Linked DNA regions of Homo sapiens: region 1 is linked to region 2. Evidence: chromatin loops called from intact Hi-C (ENCODE). Cell type or tissue: GM12878. All regions are shown on one strand.

Region 1 (5,000 bases), 600 kb after region 2:
GTATAACAACTATTTACACAGCATTTACATTGTATTAGGTATTATAAGTAACCTAGAGATGATTTACAGTATACAGGGGGGTGTGCATAGGTTATATGAAAATACTAAGCCATTTCATATAAGGGACTTGAGCATCCATGAATTTTGGTATCCTCGGGGATCCTGGAACCAATCCCTCGAGGATACTGTGGATGGAGGAACAGGGACAACTGTAATCAATTTAAGTCTCAGTGTCTTCATTTGTAAAATAGAAAATATAGCACATAAAGCTATAACTTAGCACATAAACATTGCTAAATTACCTACCACGAGGTCTGGTCCATGACAGCCATTCACCAAATGCTCATTCTCTTCTTTATGCACCTTCTAATTTTGTCCAGACCTTCTGAAGATTTTGATATTTTCTAATTGTTTGCTTGATTATTACATGTCCTCATCAAAAGTAGAATGGTATACTATTTATTTATTCAGTGAATTACTGCATTCCACTTTCTTCTTGGAAGACATTTTAGAGAATTTCATGACCTTGTCCACTTCTCTTCCCAAATGTGACTGATTTTTATTATCCATCAATTTGTAAAGTTTTGGCTGGGTGTAGTGGCTCCAGCCTGTAATCCCAGCACTTTAGGAGGCCAAGGTGGGAGGATCACTTGAGCTCAGGAGTTCAAGACCAGCCTGGGGAACATAGTGAGACCCTGTCTATACTAAAAATAAAAAATTAAAAAATTAGCTGGGCATGATGGCACATGCCTGTAGTCCCAGCTACTCAGAAGGCTGAGGCAGGAGAATTGCTTGAGCCCAGGAGTTTGAGGCTGCAATGAGCCATGTTCATGACACTGCACTCCAGCCTGTGCGATAGAGTGAGACTCTGCCTCAAAAAAAAAATAAAATAAAAAATAATCGTAGCTTCTCTTTTTTTGATGAATTTCAATATGTGTTATTTAATCTTTTTAAAGGATTGCCTTAGTATGATTATTATGTTATGACATATCTATTTTCTCTATTTCTCTCACTTCTTAAACTCTGGTTTTACTTCTTGGATTAAAAAAAAAAAAAAAAGCTGAGATTAAAGTTTCCCAACTATTACTGCCAAGTTACTGTTCTATTTAAAGTGTGGTTTCCACAAACAGTTACTTCATATTGATTCTATGCTGGAATCATTCACAGTTGCTTTCAATATAAAACAAGGATGTCTATGTTGTTTATATGGTATAAAATGAACTCACGTGACTTTGCCAAACCTACAATTTGAAAGAAAAAGCCCACAAGTTACTATTTGAAGAGACCTCAATAACCTTTGGGAAGGAATGGACTGGTTCACAGGCACGAGAATAAACAAATGAAAGGTGCTTATGTTTTCTTACATGTGTAATTGTGGTAAGGTATTCTGGATTTAATTAGTGTAAAAATTGTACTTGAAAGATAGACTGAAATGGAAGCATCACTATACAGGAGGTAAAATGAAATAACTGTTTAAGAGAGATCAGTGCAAACGGAAATGCAGAGACTCTTCCTGAGAGCATCATGAGAAGGGGCTATTTGAGTAGAATGTGAAGAATGGCAATAGAGACTGAGGCAAGAGAGTCATCCACCCAAAGCACCTGCATCTCCAACAGCTGAGTAGTTTTCACCTAAGCCAGAAAGAAGGAAAAAAAAAAAAAGATCTGGATGATATAACCCTTTCTTTACAAAGATAGCTGGTTCATTTGGGTAGGTAGCCATGAAACCAGATGCTATCTTGGTAAATGCTTGGTTTGGGTTTTAGGGCAGAGAGACCAAGTTTATTTTTATTCACTCTGTGCTAAAGGGCAATTGACTACATTTATTTTGGCCCATCAGGGAGGAAGGAAGGGCATGCCAATCTTTCAAGAGGTTGTTTACTTTGACAGAGAATGAATTCTGCTTTCTTTTCCATTTTCTGATTTTCCTTTTAATATGGAGAAAGACTATGTAATAGTTTAAAATATGTGTCTTGGCATAAAAGTCAATAAATTTATTGTAAAGGAATTAACTGGTTGTTTCCTAAAAGGAGTTAATTCTGTTCTACAGGCATTTCTTTAAACACCTGTTTCAAACAGTGTATTCTTCTAAAGTGAGGATTTTTTTTTTTTTTTTTTTTTTTTTTTTTTTTTTTACTTAGGGTCTCAGTCTGCCACCCTGGTTGTGTAGTGCAGTGGTGTGATCATGGCTCACTGCAGCCTCAAACTCCTGGGCACAAGTGGTCCTCCTGCCTGAGCCTCCTGAGTTGCTGGGACTACAAGTGCATACCATCATGCTCAGCTAATTAATTTTTTTTTAAAGAGAGCTTATGCTAGAGACAAGACTGCTATAAGCAGTGGTTTTCAAATGCTGAGCCAAGAGGCCAAAAGGCTGAATCAGAGTCACCAACGATGCTTTTTAAAGGAATGCAGATTTCTGTCCGGACGCCCTGTTGGAGATTCTGATTCAGTGTATTCTGGGCAGGACTCTAAGATTGCACATTTTGAGTAAGTGCTCCCTGGTGATTCTGACCCACAGCCAGGTTTGGGAACCAATGACTTGAGGTGAGAGAAGTGGGGCTGTGAAAGTGGAGGCAAGACCTTGTCCAAACCGTTCTACTTTTGACTCAGAGTCTGAGTCTGACTTCCTGATGAAAAATGACCTGAGAGTTTGAAACTGGCCGTGGTGAGAATGTTTCAACCACAGAAATTGCTAAATGGTGTGAATCAGGTCAGGGTTCCCTCCCACCACGAACCCTGCCGCAAAAGCCAGTACACAATTATCTAGGAAGGTTATTCTCTTTTTTCTTTCTTTCTTTTTCTTTTCTTCCCTTTCTTTTTTCTTTCTTTCTTTCTTTTTTTTTTTTTTTTTGAGACAGAGTCTCCCTCTGTTGCCCAGGTTGGAGTGCAGTGGTGCAATCTTGGCTCATTGCAACTTCTGCCTCCTCGGTTCAAGTGATTCTCCTGCCTCAGCCTCCCAAGTAGCTGGGACTACAGGCGCCCTCCACCATTCCCAACTAATTTTTGTATTTTTAGTAGAGACAGGGTTTCACCATGTTGGCTAGGCTGGTCTTGAACTCCTGACCTCAGGTGATCTGCCCACTTGGCCTCCCAAAGTGCTGAGATTACAGGTGTGAGCCACCACCCCTGCTGTCACATTTTAAAAATATGCCTGCTATAGAAAAATCTACCTGTGTTATAGGTTACCAAAGTCACATAGGTGACTTTAAAGGTTTCAAGTGAGTTACTCTAAAAGAGACTATCCACTTTTTGAACAGAGAGATGAGATTCCTCAAAGTACCTCAGTACACAGTGAGAATTACATTCCCCTTTTTCCTTCTGTGCCTGAGCAACGAGTCACTTTGAGCCTCCATTTCTGTTCTCAGCCCTAGGTTCAGCTGGAGAGATTCATGTTTTCCCTTGTGTTTACAGACCTTAAATGCACTGTCCTTTCAAAAATTTTTTTTTCCTAAGCTGTAGAAATAAATTCAGTTTCAGTGATCTCCCCAGTCTTAAAAAAACAAACAACATCCCTGGAATCCTCAGAAGTGATTTCTTGGCATGGTAATGTGTAGTTGATTGTGCTGGGTCCAACAGTAGACTCTGATTAAGGTTGAAATAAAGAGGAAGTGAGAACAGGGATGATTTAATTGCTCACAAGAAATAAATCTATTGGCTAGAAGATTTGGTTCAGGGCCTCGTTTCTTCAGGTTTGATGAATTTATAACCATTAAGTAAAAATGTACACATAAAACCATAGCATTTAGCATGGTGCTTCTCAGGAGAGTGGGAGGAAAAATCTCCTAGAACATTCGTGGAACCAGTAAGTCCTTGGCTTAACCTGGCAGGAAACTAGCTACCTAACTGCAAACAAAACCCCAAGATTAATGCCATCAATATTTGTTGAATGAATCAACATGCCCAGGTACGTATTTTATTACATGTATCATAGATGCTGTGAGGAAGAACATCATCAATTTGTTTCATTTTCTAGATCAACTCATTAAAAATGACTGAGATTAGAAAGCTGGACAAACTGGCTGGGCGCGGTGGCTCACGCATGAAATCTCAGCACTTTGGGAGGCCGAGGAAGGTGAATCACTTGAGGTCAGGAGTTCGAGACCAGCCTGGCCAACATAGGGAAACCCCGTCTCTACTAAAAATACAAAAATTAGCTGGGTGTGGTGACGAGCACCTGTAATCCCAGCTGCTCGGGTGGCTGAGGCAGGAGAATCATTTGAACCTAAGAGGCAGAGGTTGTAGTGAGCCAAGATTGCGCCATTGCACTCCAGCCTGGGCAACAGGGAGAGACTCCGTCTCAAAAGAACAAAAAAAAAACAAAAAAAAAGAAAAAAAAAAAAAGAAATCAGGACAAACTGTATTTCAGCAATTTTACAGGAAAAAACAGAAACAGCCATCTAAGAAGTAGGGAGGGATCTTTTCAAGGAAGTCTTCCCTAAATTGTCCTCACTCACCCCCACACTCTCCCTAAGGCACTTGCTGTATCTTTTTCATTGCACTTTCCTCTTGTAAAATGGGTGGTAATAATGTTACCTACATTGAAGTGCTTTAGTGAAAGTTAAAAAAGTGAAAACATACACAGCCCTTTGAATAGTGACCAGAAAATAGTATGCACTCAATATACGTCAGCAATTACTATGATATTGTCATCATCATCACCACCACAGAGTACTGAAATGATCTATTATTATACATTTCTCCTCATCTAGAATGTAACATCTCTTAGGGAAGATCTTCTGATTTTCACAGACTTAATGTTGGCACAGGGGAAGCACTCAATAAATGTTTTCTGAACTAAACTGAGCTACAACTTATGTGCTTCTAGTAAATTTATCTCAACTGTTGCTTCAGGTTTTCAATGGTTTTTTTTTTTTTTGGTTTTTTTTTTTTTTGAGACATAGTCTTGCTCTGGAGGCTCCCAGGCTGGAGTGCAATGGCGCAATCTTGGCTCACTGCAACCTCTGCCTCCCAGGTGCGAGCGATTCTCCTGCCTCAGCCTCC
Region 2 (5,000 bases):
AGACCAGCCTGGCCAACATGGTGAAACCCCATCTCTACTAAAAATACAAAAAAAAAAAAAAAATTAGCCGGGCATGGCGGCGCACCCCTGTAGTCCCAGTGACTCGGAAGGCTAGGGCAGAAGAATTGCTCGAACCCGGGAGGTGGAGGTTGCAGTGAGCCAAGATCGCGTCACTGCACTCCTGGGCAACAGAGCGAGACTCTGTCACAAAAAAGAAAAAAGTCACAGAAATATAAATCTTGATCAGAGCTGTTCATTACACCTGTCTGGTACTGATCTGGAAATCATGAACATCCAGATATTCACCTAACAACCAAGGAAAGAAACATTCACTATAATTTCTTGAATGATTTAATCTTAATAAAATAGATTACTGTTTTTCACCAAGGCTCATTTTTACTTGGGAAATAGAAGTGCAATTAAAACTTGACTTTTCTATAGGCATTTCTGCCTTGGAATTTTGAAAATAACCTCTTGATTTTAAGAACCAAGCTCAAGCACTCACTGGGAACATGATATACATGGTCTTAATGTTCTTTGAACTTTCTTTTTTTTTTTTTTTTTTTTGAGATGGAGCCTCACTCTGTTGCCAGGTTGGAGTGCAGTGGTGCGATCTCGGCTCACTGCAACCTCCACTTCCTGGGTTCAAGCAATTCTCCTGCCTCAGTCTCCCGAGTAGCTGGGACTACAGATAAGCGCCACCACACCCGGCTAATTTTTGTATTTTTAGTAGAGACGGGGTTTCCCCACGTTGGCCAGGATGGTCTCGATCTCCTGATTTTGTGATCCACCCGCCTCGGCCTCCCAAAGTGCTGGGATTACAGGCATGAGCCACTTAGCACCGGCCTTGTTCTCTGAACTTTTGTTCAAACTCCTCTATCCCTCAAAAACGAAAAAAGGGCTGAACACAATCCTGCCTGTAGCACTTTGGGAGGCTGAGTGGGGGTGGATCACCTGAGGTCAGGAGTTCAAGACCAGCCTGGCCAATATGGTGAAAGGTCATCTCTATCTTAAAATTAAAAAAGATGGCCAGACGTGGTGACTCACGCCTGTAATCCCAGCACTTTGGGAGGGTGAGGTGGGTGGATCACTTGAGGTCAGGAGTTTAAGACCAGCCTGGGCAACATGGTGAAACCCTGTCTCTACTAAAAATTAAAAACTTAGCTGGGCATGGTGGCGCATGCCTGTAGTCCCAGCTTCTTGGGAGGCTGAGGCACAAGGATCGCTTGAAGCCGGGAGGCGGGGGCTGCAGTCAGCCGAGATCGTGCCACTGCACTCCAGCCTGGGTGACAGAGCGAGACCCTTTCTCAAAAAAAAAAAAAAAAAAAAAAAACACAACAACAATAAAGGAAAAGAAAAGAAAAAGTCACAATGCTAAGTGATTGAGAGTTTACCTGCACTCTCTAAATATTGGTATCTGGTGGATGCTTCAGGTACCCCCAAGAAATTTGCTTGTTCTGACTGCTAGCTGCGAAGCATTTGACAAACCCTAGACACAGGTATTTGTCTTCTCCTGTCATCCTGTATGTCAGGCAGCAGTAGCCATTGCATTTCAGAGGAGTAGCACACCCCAGGATGACTCTTGTGGTCCTCTGATTTTGGGAAGTCAGACATTTGGTTTGAGTCCTTGACATTCATGGACGTAAGCAAAATTATAAAGGTTGTCAGAAACACCTAGGTTCAAATCACAGCTCCACTGCTTACTACTCGTGTAACCTTAGATGTGTTATTGAACCTCTCTGAGCCTCCATTTTTCTAATCTGGAAGATCAAGATAATATCCACCCCACAAAGTTATCATAGAACTTAAAAGAGAAAATAAATATAAAACGAAACATGAGCACTGTGACTGATGCAGAGTAATAAATGATTCTGGCCACTACTCCACCTGCTCCTAAGATCCTAGTTGATTTCAGTGGTATGGACAATTGGAAACAGACTGCCTGGTTTCAAATCCTGGCTCTGCTAGTATAGCTGAGTGGCTTTTCTCAGCATAGAATGGGTATAATAACGACAACTTGCCTTACAGGTTGCTGTGAAGATGAAACGAAGTACTACACATAAAGTCTTTATGATGGTGCCTGGCATACAGTAAGTGTTACAAAAGCGTTTGCTTCTATTTTTATTAGATCAAAGGTTAGGTCTGAGAAGACAGTGTCTCATTATTTAGATTGTGCAGTGGAGCATGCTATGACTATTGGCATCTCTCCCTTCACCAGTCAAACCTTCCCAAATACCCACTTCCGCCACTCAGTCAGTAACTCAGTAATGTATTTTTATGAGTCATAGAGTTTCAGGTTTCCTCAGCACTTGAATTACATTATGGCAACATATTAAGTCACTGCAGGTTCCGGTCTGGGGCAAGGTGGTATCATAAATAATAATGGATTTCTTTTCCCGCCCTCCCTCCATTCTTTCTGAGATGGAGTCTTGCTCTATCACCCAGGCTGGAGTGCAGTGGAGTGATCTCGGTTCACTGCAACCTCCACCACCCAGGTTCAAGTGATTCTCCTGCCTCAGCCTCCCAAGTAGCTGGGATCATAGGCACATGCCACCATGTCTGGCTAATTTTTTTGTATTTTTAGTAGAGATGGGGTTTCACCATGTTGGCCAGGCTGGTCTCAAACTCCTGACCTCAGGTGATCCACCCGCCTTGGCCTCCCAAAGTGCTTGATTACAGGCGTAAGCTACTGCACCCAGCCCATAACAATGGACTTAAAAGCAAAAGACTTCGATTTGCATCCTGGCTGTGTCAAATATGTATCCGTAAGACAGCAACTCCATTTTTCTGTAATTTAGTTTCCTAATTTTTAGAAGGAGATTACACCTACCTCATAGGTTTGTTAGAACCTTTAAGTGACACCTACAAATTTCCTAATAACCTATAAAGCACTAGTTGTTCTTAAAAACAATTTGAAATAGCCACTTAAAAAATGATCAGCAAAGCACTTTCACCATTGTTATTCTATTCAGAAGAACATTTTAATCTCTGTGCTTCTAGCATACTGTTGCCTCTGCTCTCAGCCACTTCCTTGCATGGTAAATCAAGAGTAAAACTGCACGGTATTGGGAAAGAAGAAAAAGAAGAACAAAAAGTCAGTAGCTAACCTAAGTGCAAAAAGTGTTGGCAATATCTTTCCCTGTTATACTCACAAAAATCTATGTTTATGTATTCTTAAAAATAGGCCGGCACAGTGACTCACACCTGTAATCTCAGCACTTTGGGAAGCTAAGGTGGGAAGATTGCATGAGCTCAGGAGTTCAAGATCAGCCTGGGGAACATATGGAGACCCCATCTCTAAAAAAAAAATTTTTTTTTTTGAGACAGAATCTCTCTCTGTCACCTAGGCTGGAGTGCAGTGGTGGGATCTTCGCTCACTGCAACCTCCGCCTCCTGGGTTCAAGCAATTCTCCTGCCTCAGCCTCCTGAGTAGCTGGGACTACAGGTGCCTGCCACCATACTTGGCTAATTTTTGTATTGTTAGTAGAGATGGGGTTTAATCATGTTCATGTTAGCTAGGCTGGTCTCAAACTCCTGACCTCAAGTGATCTGCCCAGCTCAGCCTCCCGAAGTCCTGGTATTACAGGGGTGAGCTACCACACCTGGCATACAAAAAAATATTTTTAAAGTTAGCCGGGTATGGTAGTGCATGCCTGTGGTCCCAGCTACTCAAGAGGCTGAGGTGGGAGAACTGCTTGGGCCATGGAGGTGGAGGCTGCAGTGAGCCGTGATTGTGCCACTGCATTCCAGCCTGGGTGACAGAGTGAGATGCTGTCTCAAAAAAAACCAAAAACCAAAATTTTCCTGACATTCCCTAGCAAGCAGACTCAGAATGAGAAAAAAAAAAAAAAAAAGAAGAAGAAAAAATTTACCTGGCTGAGAGAATGAAGGAACGTTCTACACTTTCAATCTTTAATTCATTCTGATAGGCTTCTTGGGTAGGTTTTCTGACCTGGAAGAAAGCACAACAATTTGAGCCGACTCATCCTACTGAAAACCATATCAATGAGCTGAAGTTGTCCAATGGCCCTGGCTGCTTACATCCACAACCAATCTTCCTATCCAGCTTTCTCTACTGCTGTTCTCCTTCATCTACTCTATGCTTCAGATGAATTGAAAAGCCCACACACCAGCCCACCTTTCCCACCTCCAGGACTTTGCTCACAGTATGCCCTCCACCTGGAATGCCTTTCCCTTACATCTCAGCATGGCCAAATGTGACCTATACTTTAAGGTCCACTGGCTCTTCCTCCTCTTTCTCCTTCTTTCCTAGCTGCTCTCAAAAGCTACAGGCCAGTCCCCACCATGACCATCAAACACTGCAAGTTCTTTATTTTCTGAATTCCCAAAACTGTAATTGTGCCTTTATAGTGATATTTATTACTGTCTACTTTATAGGTATTTACGTGTAGTGTACTGTCTTCCCAACTAGTTGCTAAGTCCCTGGGGGAGGAAAGACAATAAGAATCATGCTTCAACTTATCTTCATATCTTCCACCAAACCCATTACTGTTTTGTTTATAGTAGTTCTCAATAAATATCCTATGAATACATTAATGCATGAGTGAACAAATGACTACATGAATGAATAATCAAATGCATAAACAGGCAGGGCGCAGTGGCTCACGCCTGTAATCTCAGCACTTTGGGATGCGACGGTGGGTGGATCACTTGAGGTCAGGACTTTGAGACCAGCCTGGCCGACATAGTGAAACCCCGTCTCTGTGAAAAATACAAAAATTAGCTGAGCCTGTAGTCCCATCTACTCAAGAGGCTGAGTCAGGAGAATCTCTCAAACTCGGGAGGCAGAGGTTGCAGTGAGCTGAGATCGCACCACTGCACTCTAGCCTGGGTAACAGAGTGAGACTCTGTCACAAAAAAACAAAACAAAACAAAACAAATGCATAAACAGTAACATATATAGACAGAAAAGTAAAGGATATAAGAAAGATGTTTATCTTAGGGAATTTTCTCTAAAATATATATTTGTTGTTGTTATT

What was found. Peaks named below come from ENCODE experiments on the same cell type or tissue, not always from the same donor. Only the 100,000 strongest peaks of a DNase experiment are listed, where the experiment ranks them.
Region 1: a loop joins it to region 2, with 6 times the contacts of the local background. A loop is called at or near these places in 1 of 110 quality-filtered maps.

What each region holds. Positions count from the first base shown.
Region 1 is chr12:95,697,982-95,702,981 of GRCh38, forward strand. All of the region lies in intron 5 of NTN4 (netrin 4), which reads right to left. Among named protein-coding and RNA genes, the nearest start is that of NTN4, 90 kb to the right of the region's middle. RefSeq lists enhancers at 2,341-2,410, 2,461-2,510. In GM12878, no CTCF peak of the experiment used is centred here; a DNase peak (open chromatin) is centred at 2,590.
Region 2 is chr12:95,101,135-95,106,134 of GRCh38, forward strand. It overlaps FGD6 (FYVE, RhoGEF and PH domain containing 6), which reads right to left. Exons shown (of 21, transcript NM_018351.4): 14 at 3,873-3,952. Among named protein-coding and RNA genes, the nearest start is that of NR2C1, 30 kb to the left of the region's middle. In GM12878, no CTCF peak of the experiment used is centred here; a DNase peak (open chromatin) is centred at 2,217.